2 separate regions of the Mus musculus genome follow, and region 1 is linked to region 2. A link is a contact called in ENCODE Hi-C or POLR2A ChIA-PET data. All regions are on one chromosome and are shown on one strand. The core of a region is the stretch at or near the end of the contact, and the rest is flanking DNA. Distances in the headings are between cores, read along the strand shown.

What was found. A loop is a pair of places that touch in the nucleus more often than their neighbours do. ChIA-PET counts read pairs that join two places held with the same protein, here RNA polymerase II (POLR2A).
Region 1: a map of heart shows a loop between it and region 2 (2.6-fold over the local background). The contact joins the enhancer-like site here to the promoter of Aldh3a2 in region 2. A Hi-C loop is called at or near these places in 3 of 37 maps with a recorded cell type or tissue (all heart). POLR2A ChIA-PET finds 5 or more read pairs at or near these places in 3 of 5 experiments (all embryonic stem cell).

Annotation. Positions count from the first base shown.
Region 1 is chr11:61,298,102-61,304,498 of GRCm38, forward strand. It overlaps Slc47a2 (solute carrier family 47, member 2), which reads right to left. Exons shown (of 17, transcript NM_001033542.2): 15 at 5,820-5,914; 16 at 4,600-4,654; 17 at 3,530-4,338. The coding sequence ends at 4,103. Among named protein-coding and RNA genes, the nearest start is that of Gm25929, 33 kb to the right of the region's middle. Within about 2 kb of position 2,735, at least 1 of the 3 ENCODE cell types and tissues checked has a DNase peak (open chromatin) inside an H3K27ac peak, as active enhancers do; it is heart, where a contact is called at or near this core.
Region 2 is chr11:61,262,093-61,268,596 of GRCm38, forward strand. It overlaps Aldh3a2 (aldehyde dehydrogenase family 3, subfamily A2), which reads right to left and starts at 5,094. Exons shown (of 10, transcript NM_007437.5): 1 at 4,762-5,094; 2 at 2,972-3,203; 3 at 2,154-2,239; 4 at 127-335. The coding sequence starts at 4,914.

The sequences.
Region 1 (6,397 bases), core at 1,485-3,984, 34 kb after region 2:
ACGTGGCACTGTATAAAAGAGTAAATAGTTAACTGAGTTATGAGCTGGCCAGAGAACAAGCCTAGTTTGAGGCAGAGGCATTTATTAATAAATAGCAAGCCTCCAAGTTGTCATTCAGAAACTGGGGCACAGGTGGAAAAGCCCATAGGCTGCATTGAGTGGAAGCCATGATGGCTGTTAGTGCAGGTGATGTCACCAGACAACTGTCAGTGTAGTCCTCTGGGTGGACATTGTGATGCTTCATGGCCACTGATTTGGAAGGCAGACGGCTTCAGCTAGGTACAAAATCAGGGTCATGCTTAATAGTAATCATTTTATGAACACTGAAGAGGCTCCTTTGTCATGGTTAAAATTAATTGGGGGTTTCTACCCGCTTATGATCATTTAGTTCCCAAATAAAAGACAGAGAACTCTTTTTAAAATTTTTTACTAGATATTTTATTTACTTTTTTTGTTTGTTTGTTTTTGGTTTTGTTTTGTTTTTGTTTTTCTTTGAGACAGGGTTTCTCTGTATACCCCTGGCTGTCCTGGAACTCACTCTGTAGACCAGGCTGGCCTTGAACTCAGAAATCTGCCTTCCTCTGCCTTCTGAGTCCTGGGATTAAAGGTGTGTGCCACCATGCCCGGCTATTTACATTTTAAATGTTATCCCCTTTCCTAGTTTCCCCTCCGAAAATCCCCTTCCCTCTCCCCCTGCTCCCCAGCCCACCCACTCCCATTCCTGGCCCTGGCACAGAGAGCTCTTATATTCATAACGAGCCTTAACGGCACTAGAGCTGGGCAGATATCAGCCCTCTATGGTATTTTTGTCTACTTCCCTGTCAATAACCCCGAGTTATAACTTGTTTCACCGGAGCTGCTCTTACTTTGACTGGCTGGCCCTCATGGCCATGTTCCCACAATCCATCTACCACGGCATCTTCTTCCTTTTTCCTCTCTCCTCGTCTCATGGTCTGTGTCTCGGATCCTAAACCTGGCAACCAAAACCCTGCCTCCCTCTCTTCTGCCTAACTACATCCTGTCAGCATCTTTATTTGACCAATAGTTTTAAATTAAGAAGTAAGGTTATATACATAGCAACAGAACAAATCTCAACACCCCTTCCCTCCAGATGGCATCGGGTGAGGGTCATGTGGGTAGATGGGCGGGAGCTGTGTGAATGCTGTGTCATTTCCAGGCCAGCTGGAGAGCCCTAGTGGAGGCATCAGTTGAGCTTTTCAGGCTAATATGAAATTACCCAAATGGGTCTAAGACTCTACCAGGCTTACTATCAAATACCCTGAGAGCCCATGTCCCACTGTATAAAACTGTTTCTGTCTATGAACACTTTAGCTTCATGTCTGGAATGTGGAGAGTCCTGTAACTCCGCTCTACCCCCACAGGTAAGGCCAATTATCTCCACACAGATTCAAAGCGTCAGACATAGTTCCTTCAAAGGTGGAATAGCTCAGAGGTAAATCCAGACACAGGAAAAGTTAGTGTTTTCTAGGGGTTGGGAGAAAAAGGCTTGACCACCATCTTGATAAACTGGGGGTGTCTTTGTAGGTGATGAAATGCTTTGCAACTTGGCAAGGCTATATCTTTGCACTTGTACTGAATGCTGCTGAGGGCCACACTAACAAGTGGTCTAAATTTACCTCGAAATATTTTATCCTATTCCGTAAGGTGGTTATAATATTTTCTATCGTCGCTTTGATGGAGTAAGCCATTTCCCCATAAAACTCACTGTTTATTATGGATTTCTTTATCAGCTTTTCAGAGAGGGCTGATGATCCTGGGTTGTCTTCTGATCCTCAAGAGAGAATCAAATAAGCAAAAGGGAGTGCTGGCTGCCTGGCAGGTGCAGTAGCATTTGCTGAAAACTGTGTGTTAAAGGCTTACTCCCCAGTGCAGGGCTAGGGGAGACCGTGAAACCTTTAAGAGGTGGGGCCTAGTGGAAGGTTGTCCAGTAACTGGGATCCACTAATGGGACTGTGTGAGCCCAGCCTCTTTCTTTTCCCTTGGCTCCAGGTCATAAAGGGAGCTTCTTTTGCTGCTCCAACACAGACTCCCCAAAACAACACTGCAGCTGACCATGGGCTGAAGCTTCCTAAACAAATTAAATGTTGTTTCTTTATCTACTTGTGGGACCATGAAAGACAGCCTGTTTTCTGGTTGAGCTAGGATTAAACCCCAGAGACCCAGCGGGTGTTCCTGCAAGGAAGGAAAGGTGTAGCACCCCCAGACACCAGGCTCCCGACAGGAGGCCCCACCTCCATGATTCTGGGGCCATCAGTAACATAGTGCAATGACCCAAGCTCCTGGTATTCTGTCTGGACTCCACCCCCACAGTTATCTGATAACAGCGAGGTAGGCCTGGCCTACTATATAAGGGACTGCTTGCCCCCTCCTCTCTCTCTTACTCTCTTGCCTCTCTTTCTTGCCCCCTTGCTCCCCCTCTCTCTGCATTCCCTTCTCCCTCTCTCCATTTGTTTATGGCCTGCCTCTACTTCTCTACTCTCTCCCTCTTTCTGCCTTTCTCTGCCTCTACTACCTTCTTAGCTCCCCTCTCCTAACCTCAGACCTGCCTTGAGAAAAGGGGGTACAGTTTCACTCCTCACAACTCTCTGCCATGACAATAAATGCCTTAAAACCATGGACTGCCTCTTTTCATGGGGATCCAACCAAGCCGGAGCAATGGAGCAGGTCTTCTTCTAAAGAGCTGCACCTAATCTCACGCAGGAGGCCCTGTGTTCCCAGCCACAGCTTTCACCAAGCCAAGCAACCCGCTGAGCAAGCCAAGGACTCTCCTCCCAGAGGGACCCAGCTGGAGTGCCTCCCGCCCTTTTCCCGCCCTTTTCCCCGCCCCCGCCCCCCCCCCCGCCCTTTTCCCTTTGGCGCAAGCTAGAGCCAGCCCTGCGGCCCCTACTCCATTCTCAGCTCTTCCATGACATTGAGGGGTGTCTGAGGTGTCCAAGAGCTAAAACCTGCCGTCCCTGTCCCTGGCCTCCATGCGGCCCAGAGACTAGATAGCTGAACACCGCAGTTTCCAGGGGACCTCAGACCGCACCCCCTCACCCCGGGAGTGGGGTCCTGCAGCTTTGTCTTTGTCTGTGGTGGCAGCATGGGGTGTGCACAGTCAAACTTCCTGCGTCCAGGGATGCAGGACCCCATTCTAATCCACATCTGCTGATCACTCTGGGTGAATGGTAGTCATGGAGGCCAAGTAACACTGTGGGCTTTGCACCCCCACCCCTGGGCAACTTGGGGACTGCCTGGTATTCTTTTGTTGTCTTAGTATATAATTTTTTAAAACTTCTATCTTAGATTTGACCACATTTTCTAGAGTAGGCTATAAAAATAGCTTTCCTGGAAAGTGAAACCAAACCAAAGCATTGTGGGAGCCAATGATAAACAAATAAATAAATAAATATGCATTGCAGTTCTAATTAATAAGAAAATTGCCATGAAATTTTGTTTAAAGGTAAAAACCTAAAAGTTACCTTTTTATGATAGCCTTCTGTTCCCAAATATTCTCAGCACACATTTTAGATCTTAGATTTTTATTTTATCAATGCTTCTGTGACACAGTTCCCAGACAGAGCGAGAACAGGTACCTGATAGTCAGCTCGCTCATGGCAAGAACGCAGCAGCAGAGGATGCTGGGGAGAGGAAAGCACACTCACAGTAGAGAAATCATGATAAAGTCATTGGGGAAAAGCTTTCCTACCAGCAGAGCTTCTGGGGGTGGGAGCGAGTGCTCGGAGTGCTCAGTGTTAAGAGTTCTTGCCTAGCTTGAGCTGAGGTCCCGGGGTTCCCTCCCCAGCACCCTCCCCCCCCCCCCACAATCTGGATAGCCATTTATTCATTTATCTGTTCATTCTCCCCTCCCCTCATCCTACAAAGGATGACATCAAACAAGGGCCTTGCACACACTAGGCACATGAGCTGCTCCTTTCGTGACCTGCAGTACGACAGGGCCACAGGGCCATACAGAAGCTTAACCAAGGACAAGCTCACTGGCAGCCTTTCTACCGGCAGTTGAGAGAATGACAAGCTCACAGCCACGCTCAGGATGTGGCACACAAGTATTACCAGTCCACAGACCGGAGACAGTCCTATCTTAGCCACGGTCATTGAAAACTCGCACCACAATCCCTGCTATGAGGACAGCAACAGAAACAGTCAGAGCCATCCCACGATAGAAAACCAGCTGTCTCCCCGTCAAGACCTCCCCAACGGTGGGCACTGCACACTGGCTGTTCTCTTCCACCACCAGCTGGCCGGTCTGACTCTCTGGCCTGATGATATCAGGCAAAATCACTCCATCCATAACTTCTCTTTCCAAGATGGGCAGATCTGTTTGAAGAGAGCAGTTGGGACATTCACTTTGTCATTGTGGTATTAAAAAACGACCCTCAATCATCAGCATTTTTTACATTAAAAATTTTATATTAAAAACACATTTTAACGGGAGAGTTCAGAATTGATCTGACAAATTATGGCTGAGAAAATTTTATTGTCACGAGAACAGGAGCTCGTGAACTCAACCTCTCTGGCCAAACTGCATTTCAGACTTCGTAAAGCAAAACCAGAACTGTAAAGCGAAGAGTCCATTACCTGCTGGCGTGGGTATCAACTCCTTGGTGCTTTTTAGCCCAGCTCGAACTTGTGCCTAAAAACAAGGCTACATAAGTAAATGAAGTGGAAGCCAAGCCAAGATGTAGCTTTTTGTTAAAACTTCAACTTAAGGCTTGTGCTGAAAGACTAGAATCTCAGAAACAGCTTTCTCTGGCCATAAAAATGTCACATGATACTCTAAGAGACAATAATGCCAGAAAATGGCTGTTCTTGTCCCAATGCTCCTCTGGCAGCAATAATGGAAAAACTGAAAGTTTAACGCATTTGCCCTTCTGCTTTTAGTGTCTCCAAACACAAATAAAAGGACCAAGATCTAAAGGTAAATGATACCACCATCTAAAACCTAGTTTACTGACCAAGTCAATATCTATTTTTTCCCCTAAGAACTATTTATGTGTACGGGTGCTTTGTCTGCAAGTATATCTGAGGGCAATGTGCACACAGTACCCATGGAGGCCAGAAGATGACATTGGACCCCCTGGAACTGGTGTTACAGGCAACTGTGAACTACCTTGCAGTGCAGGTGCTGGGAACCAAAGAGGGGTTCTCCGGAAGAGCAGCCAGTTCTCTTAACCACTGAGCCATTTCTCCAGCCCCCTAGTCCATATTCCATATATTCTATTCTCACAACACATCAAGATGAGTTGAAGAAACACACAATCCATCACCATTAGGCAAAGCCAAAGGAATCAGAAAAAGAAAAGAAGACGGCCCAAACTCCTGAGCTCACCTCCTGTCTCTGTAAGAGTCCTTCCTCTTGGCCACCGACCCATCTCACATTAGGCCTCACCACAATGAGATGAGCCCTCAGTCTCTGCCCACACACTCATGTGGGTCACCACCCCAGCCCAAGTGTCCCACAAATCACAAACACTTAACATATTACTTCTTTGTAAGAACAGAACCAAATACATTTTTTTAATTGAAGCCTTAAAAAAAAAGCTAATCAGCAGAAACTATTTTACATAAACACAAAAGTATTTTGAAGCCAATTCCTGTTTTCTTTGTTTTAAGCTGAGTCCTGGTCAGAGGACACCAGCCAACTCTAATTAAGAGGACCTATCTTCCTGTCCCCTTTCACTATCCGCATAGTTACAGTTCATGATTCACTGTCTCAAAACTGATGGGATTTTCTTTATCGACCTTATCAAGCATGGATCAAGTATTGATGCATTTTACAGTGATACAAAGCCTGTTACCTGCTCTGCGACTCTGCTCCAGTTTGTCCTCAGGATGTAGATTAAATAGGAGAAGGCTTGGAAGGAGACACAGACTATCAGTCCAGCCCAGAGGCCTGCGGACACAAAATGAGCACCGGCAGTCAGTTCCAACTCCATGATCATTAAAATCCATTCTCATTAACTCAGGATCAATGGAGCAAAATTTCAGTTAAATTAACTTCTCAAAAATTTTGGATAAACACGGAGCAGAGAAGACTGAAGTCTGCCACTGATCTATCAGAGACACTGAAGGGATGAGATGGCAAGCAAGAAACCAAACAGGAAATGTCAAGAGTGGTAGGAATGTGGCAGACACTCTCTGGTCGCTGGTGAAAACCTGCAGTGAACTCTGAGTGAGTGGCCAGCTGTCTCTTGAGGTGAGAGCAGAGGGTGAGGAACCAGCCTAGGGAAGGCCCAGGCCAGCAGTACAGACGGAGGCAGGAGGAGCCTGCTGCAAGAAGATGCCAGCGTGGGAGCCCTACAGAGAGGTCACGTAAGAAATGACAAGGTAGGAGAAGGCAGTGGAGGACATGTAAGCCACAGGAGAAAACAGGAGT
Region 2 (6,504 bases), core at 3,844-6,343:
ACACCAACCACTAAAGTCTGATGACCATTGAGGCTGTAAGTCATGAGGTTCAAGCATGAAGGAAAACAAGCCATTAGCAAACCTTCCACCCGCTAGGGAAAACCTCAGGATCAAAGCCAGTCCCACCTGCAAGCCACGTCCAGATCACAGTCTCTGTCAATGTAACAAGGGCTTTTCCCGCCGAGTTCCAGGGTCACAGGGGTCAGATGCTTGGCAGCAGCTTCCATGACAATTTTTCCAACTGCAGTGTTCCCTGTATAGAGAATGTGGTCAAACCGCTGCTTCAGAAGCTCCGTGGTTTCCGGGATACCGCCATTAACAATCGCATACAGGTCCTTAAAGAGAGAAACAGATTCCTGCTTTGTCAAACTAATCTTATTGCCTCATGTCAGAGATTTTTTTCCCCCAGCATAAATAAGTAGCACTCAGCAAAACCAAAAGATTAAAATCCCCTCCTGAGAACGACCGATCAGAGCGGTGATCCAAGAAAAATGGAGGACAACGTATCTGCTGGCAACTGGGAACCACCAAGCTACGCAGGACGGAAAGTTCAGTATTTCCTATGAGACCTCATCAATGAAAGCACTACTGATAGCCAATGCGCCCCACAGAGGTCACGTGGGAGCTGAGAGCCAATGCGCCCCACAGGGGTCACGTGGGAGACGAGGGGCGGATGCTCTAAGGGAATTTTGTGGCTCTCTCATTCTGTTTTGCACAGTGTGGGGAGCCAGTCCAGAGCCTTGTACACACCAGGCCAGTATTCCACCTCCTGACGCATCTCCAGCCCCGCACTTAGCTGTCTTAATCCCTATATGCTCTCTTTGTCCACGATACAAGGAGGGAGGCTAAGACTACGGTGAATCAGTCCCTGTCTGCTGAACAAACAGGACGAACTCAGAGCACCAGATCTGAGGAGTTTGGTTCTGAAGTAGATCTGGATTGGATCTAGGCTCTGTCCCTCACTAGCATCAGTGACTTCAGACACTCTCTGAGCTTGTTATTGGGAAAAGTTCCATGTCACATAACGTCTGTACCCTACCCGGTACATGCACTACGCCTCCGTTAGGTAGCTAACCGAGAGAAAAGACCTTGAATTATAACAGCATGGAAACACAAGTAAAGACCGAGAGGAAATGGCAAGGCAAGCATGAGATACACAAGGGCGTCTGAGCTGTCAGATGGAGGATGAATGAGCTGGCCTGGCAATCTCTGCTTCTCATCTGATCTCCTGCTGATTCCATCTTATTCACTTTAGAGTCCAGCAGACGAGTGTAAGTTTTAATGTATCCATGCCTTACTCCATAGGTAATCTGGCAAATCAAGGCCTTAATAACCCTGTGTCTTCTGCTTCCAAGTCCCACTTGATCTATGACCTTCACTATCTTCCATTTCATTCTTCTACATTGGATAACCAAGCTAGAGAACAGAGCTGTTCTGTGAGCTATGACAATGGTGCTACGGCAATGAACAGAACAAAATTACTCTAGGGACTGAAGTCGGGTGCAGGGAAATTACAAATTAATAAATATAACACAAATCAGGGGTTTCCAAGTTGCCTTTTGATAAAAGCTAAGTAGATAACATCCCCTGCAGATGCACGTGGGACCCCGCAGTCACAATGCAATCAACTTCCTCTCTAGAGAACAGGAGAGCTTCTGAATTTGATCCCCTACCCAAAAACTGGGGGTAGGACACTTCCCCTAGTCGGCCTTTGATGTTCTCAATACCCGCATGTTAACTCGGAGTGCTGGGTCAGGAAGGCACTTTCTTTACAAAACAGAAGTACTCATGTAATAACACAGTGATATTTGGTTAGGAAAAAAACCAAGTGATCAAAACATGCTAGCTTCTCATTAACTATTTCACTAAATAAACCATGTCTAAAATTGTATCCTCCCAAGTGGCAGAGGGTAGAAAGAGATGAAAGATATGTATAAAAGCCACAGGCCAAGGTACACTGTACTGAGCAAGCACAGTTGCTGGGTCATTCTACAGGGTGTTTTGGAACCTGGCTTCCTTTATTAAGCCAACTGTTGTGGACTTAAGGAAATCGTATTGATCCCCAGCCAGCAATGACATCCACTAGCACAAGAATTGTATCTGTGTTTTCTACCATAAACAGGTGTGTTGAAGATGGATCAAGATACTCTTACCTGGTCTAAGTACTGAGGGAGGAGTTCAGCCAAGATCTTGGCCGTGTTTTCACTGAGTTCTGAGGGCTTAACAATGGCAGCATTTCCTAAATAAAGCAAATAGCACAATGACATCATCCAGGACTTGAGTAACTTTGATAGCTACCCCATGTACAGGTCCAGGCTAAGTTTCACTTATTTTTGCAGCTCTTAGGTCTGCCCCCCAACCCCCCAGATCTCCTGTCCTCTTTCTGTTCATGTTTTCCTTCTCAAGTGCTAACCCGTTAGCTCTCAGCATCTCACTGACAACAGGATCTGCCAGTTCCTCACAGTCCCCCAGATTTCTATCTCTTTCTTTGTAGCTCTGCCTGGAGGGTTTCCTCTCTGCTCAGACTCATTGAGCTAACAGGCTAGGTCAACATAAGCGTTGATCTGGAACTTCCACCTGTTGGGATTCACTGGACACTCTAGCTAGCATTACGCCCAATACCTTCATGTAAATAAAGAAACTGGTCAGACTTGGATTTTAGACTGGTTTGTGTAAAGACGGAGGCCAGTAAACTGAAACCACATTAGAATATGAATGCCTGACTCCAAAGACTTGGGACTACTGACTCAATCAGATGCCTCTGAGTCTCACAGATTCATGCCCCCCGTACTTCAGTAGTCATGGAAAACTTCAACTTCTCAGCAGCACTCATCCACGTACATACACGAATGGATTCTCAATAAATTGCTGCTGCCGACCACTAGAGAAAATGTATTCTAGACACTTACAAACACTAAGACAAAATACAACTCTCGACCAAGGAATAAAGACACCACAGCTGGCGCCAGACCTGCAGCAATGGCTCCCACCAGCGGTTGCATGGTAAGAACGAAAGGGTAATTCCAAGCTCCAATAATCAGTACGACTCCCAGAGGCTCGGGCTGAACGTAGGCCTCATCCATCATGGTTAGCAGGTTCTTCTTAGCCGGTCTCGCAGAAGCCAATTCAGGAAGATTCCCCAACATAAAATCAATCTCTCCAAGGATGGTAATGACTTCATGACTGTATGCATTGAGTTCACTCTGGAAGAGAAGGTCAGTTACTCTTACACAAACTGTGTAATACTTGGCTTAGGACAGCGGTTCTCACTCTGTGGATTGTGACTCTCACAGGGGTCTCGTATCAGACATTTTACATTATGATTCATAACAACAGCAAAATTACAGTGATGAAGAAGCAATGAAAATAATTTTATGTTTGGAGGTCACCACAACTGTTTGGAGGGTGGCTGCATTAGAAGGTTGAGAACCACTAACTTAGGATGTCACAACGCTCAGACCAAGTATACTTGCAGTGACAACTGGTATTATTAGACACCACCCCCTCCCCCGGTTTGCTATCAGATTTTTTTTTTTATTTCCAAGTTCTCAATAAGGCACACCCTGGATACTCAGGATGATTCTTCCTCTCTAATACATTCAGAGCCTCTAACGTCTTCACTACCGATCCAAGCCTTTTAAAATAGGGTTAAAAATGATCCCTTTCAGCATCACCTCCCGATTAATAACAGCCTCCCGAAGTCACGATGTAGGTACCGTGGCAACTTTGCTTTTGAGCAGCATCTTGATACTTCATCCTTAACGCACTGGTTTATAACCAGAGTCACACCTGCATATGTTCTACTTTGGAGCCAGATTTTAAATTCTGGACTTAATATATTTTCTTCAGGAACGCTATGTATGAACAAACATACACAAACTATCTGATGTTTGAGGAGTGGATGATTCACAGAGTTTTAATATTCACTATCCTATCTTGTTTACTAATTACCACAGCCCCTCTTTACCAGAAGTACTCTGAAGGAAGGTTTCTAGATTCTACTACAACTACTGTTACCACTTTTTGAAGCAGTCTTTGATTGAAAATCTGAAAATAGAGGTCTTACCATGCCTGGAATACAGATAGAAAGTAAAAGGGAGAAATAATATTACTAGAGAGTACAACAGACCATAGTTGTACCTTGAACACTACTTAAAACCTTGGTACTCAAAGCTTGCTTCTAAACAGGCCATATGTTATCACCTGGGCCCTCATTAGAAATCTCAGACACAGTCTCACGAGGACTAAGTCAGGATTTGTATTTTATCAGGTCCCCAGGGTGATTGTCTGTATACTGGAGGTCAATCATGTATATGATTAATGTCACACAAAGTCATATGGGGAATTTCAGTGCTGAAGATTATAGGAAATAAAAAGAACTGTCAACAAAAAGAAACCATTCTTTTAACGTCATGAAATAAAGACAGGGAGTGAAATAGCTGAAACCTACCAAGCAGACAAACTACTGAGATCCAGCCTATCCAGAGTTAACTGCACATTGTAAGGAAAGAGACTATGAACGCAGCAGAAATGGGCAAGGCTATACAGAGCGTTCGCAGACGAGAAATTGCCGGCGCCAAGTAAAGTATGCACTTCAATATGAGTGCAAATACAACAGTTTGGGCTCTAAGCGGGGCTGGAGAGTCCAGAGTCCAGGGTACTCTGCTTCCTCTTAACTGCTGGATAAACAAAACCAAACAACCTGCTACAGAGAAGGAATAAGGTGGCTCATCGGGCCCCTCCCACCCTGTGGAGGCTCACTTTGCTCAGGTCTGCCGCGATGGCTGCTAAGATTTCCTTCTCGCGCTCTTGCACCATCCTCCGCAGGGCCTCAAGCTGCTGCAATCGGAAGCGCAGCGGCCGAGATCGGCCGGACCGGAACGCCTGGCGAAGCCGTAGGACCTGGCGCTCCATGGCCGGGCCTGAGGAGAACGCGGAGCGAGGCAGGTGAGGGAGCACAGTACCAGTAAGGAGCTGCTATGGATGATGCCACAGCTCACTGCCACTTTCCGCTGCTGGGTCCTATCCGCCTACTGGCCTAGACCCGGCCCGGGTGTGGGCCAAACCCCAGCACTTCCCTGCTAACGACAAAGTGCGCACTCATTGGCTGAGCTGCTGCACGTGACTATGAGGCCCCGCCCCTTACCTCTAATCTAGCCGCGGGATTGCGGTCCCCGGGCGCCGGGTGTGTAGGTGCAATTTTTGGCACGCGAAGACGCGGAAGAAGTCCTTCTGGCTTCAGAAAAGAGCCAAGCGTCCTCTAGGAGGAGGAACTGAGGCCCGAGGGTGCTCACCCGGCCGGAAGTAGTCTCCCTTCGCCTGCAGTGCCTCAGATTCAGAGGCAAAGTCGCTGGGCCTGGGTAGGGCGGGCCTGGGTGGGGCGGGCCGGGTGACGCACGCGAAGGAGGTGAATCCAGTGTATACACACACACACACACACACACACACAAGCATTGTCATCGCCCACACTGATTTTCAATCCTCTCTACTGCGTACCATCCAAGGTTTTTTCCCAAATTTCCTCTCCAGGCTAATTAGCAATGGTTGACTTTCGTACCCATCTGGGGCTGCTCAGCGACGGCGGTCACTTTGTGTTGTCCTTCCCATCTTCTGGAAACATTTCCGCTTCCCTTCCTTGGCGTTCCCTAGGTTTTCCATCTCTGGATTTCTCCCTTTTCTGACCCATTAAAGTATTCAAATGTCTGGGACTAAGTTCTCTCCGCGCAGTCACTCATCTAATTCTACCAGTAGAGAGCAGAGAAGGCTCTCACCCAATCTTTCCTTGGACTCCCAAGGACACATTTAAATGCTAATCTCTATTTACACTTATAATGGACTTCTTATAGTTAATTTCATTAGAACTTTTTATTATTCTTCAGCAAACAACTCATACTTCCTACAGTGTTCCCTGTCTCTTTGACTTGATCTTCAAAATATATGTTGAGCCCAATAATGAGTGGTTCAAACCATACTACATATCTACTATATATAGCAATAGCACTCTAATAGGCTGCTTGCTTGATTGGTTGGCGACTATGAATCTGTTACTTCTTAGCTCTGTACTTACCGTTTTACACTCTGTAGTTCAGGAGCCCAGAGTAGGTTCTCCTCCCTCCTTGGCCTCCCAGGAAGTTCTGCCAGAGGAAGAAAGTAAGGAAGGAAGGAAGGACAGACTACCAGGACACTAAAGATTTCTGTTTCCCCATGGACTCAGTAGTGTGGCAGGTGCTGGCATTTCTATCGTGGAAGGAGAGTCAGTATATTCCTGCCTCTAGGAATTTCTTGGACAAGGTGGCTCCTAGTCCTAGAGGATGACAGTCACAGTGTCTCCAAATGGCACAGAAGTGGGCAGTACTGCAATGAGTTTCAGCTGAGATTCATTGGAGCAGTTTCTGATCTTTGAGACCATCCGCCCCACTCCACCCCCATGCTTCCTTCATTATTCCTGAAATCCTTCCTGCATGAAGTAACTGGGTGGGTTTGACTAGTTCCCCTTCAGCGTCA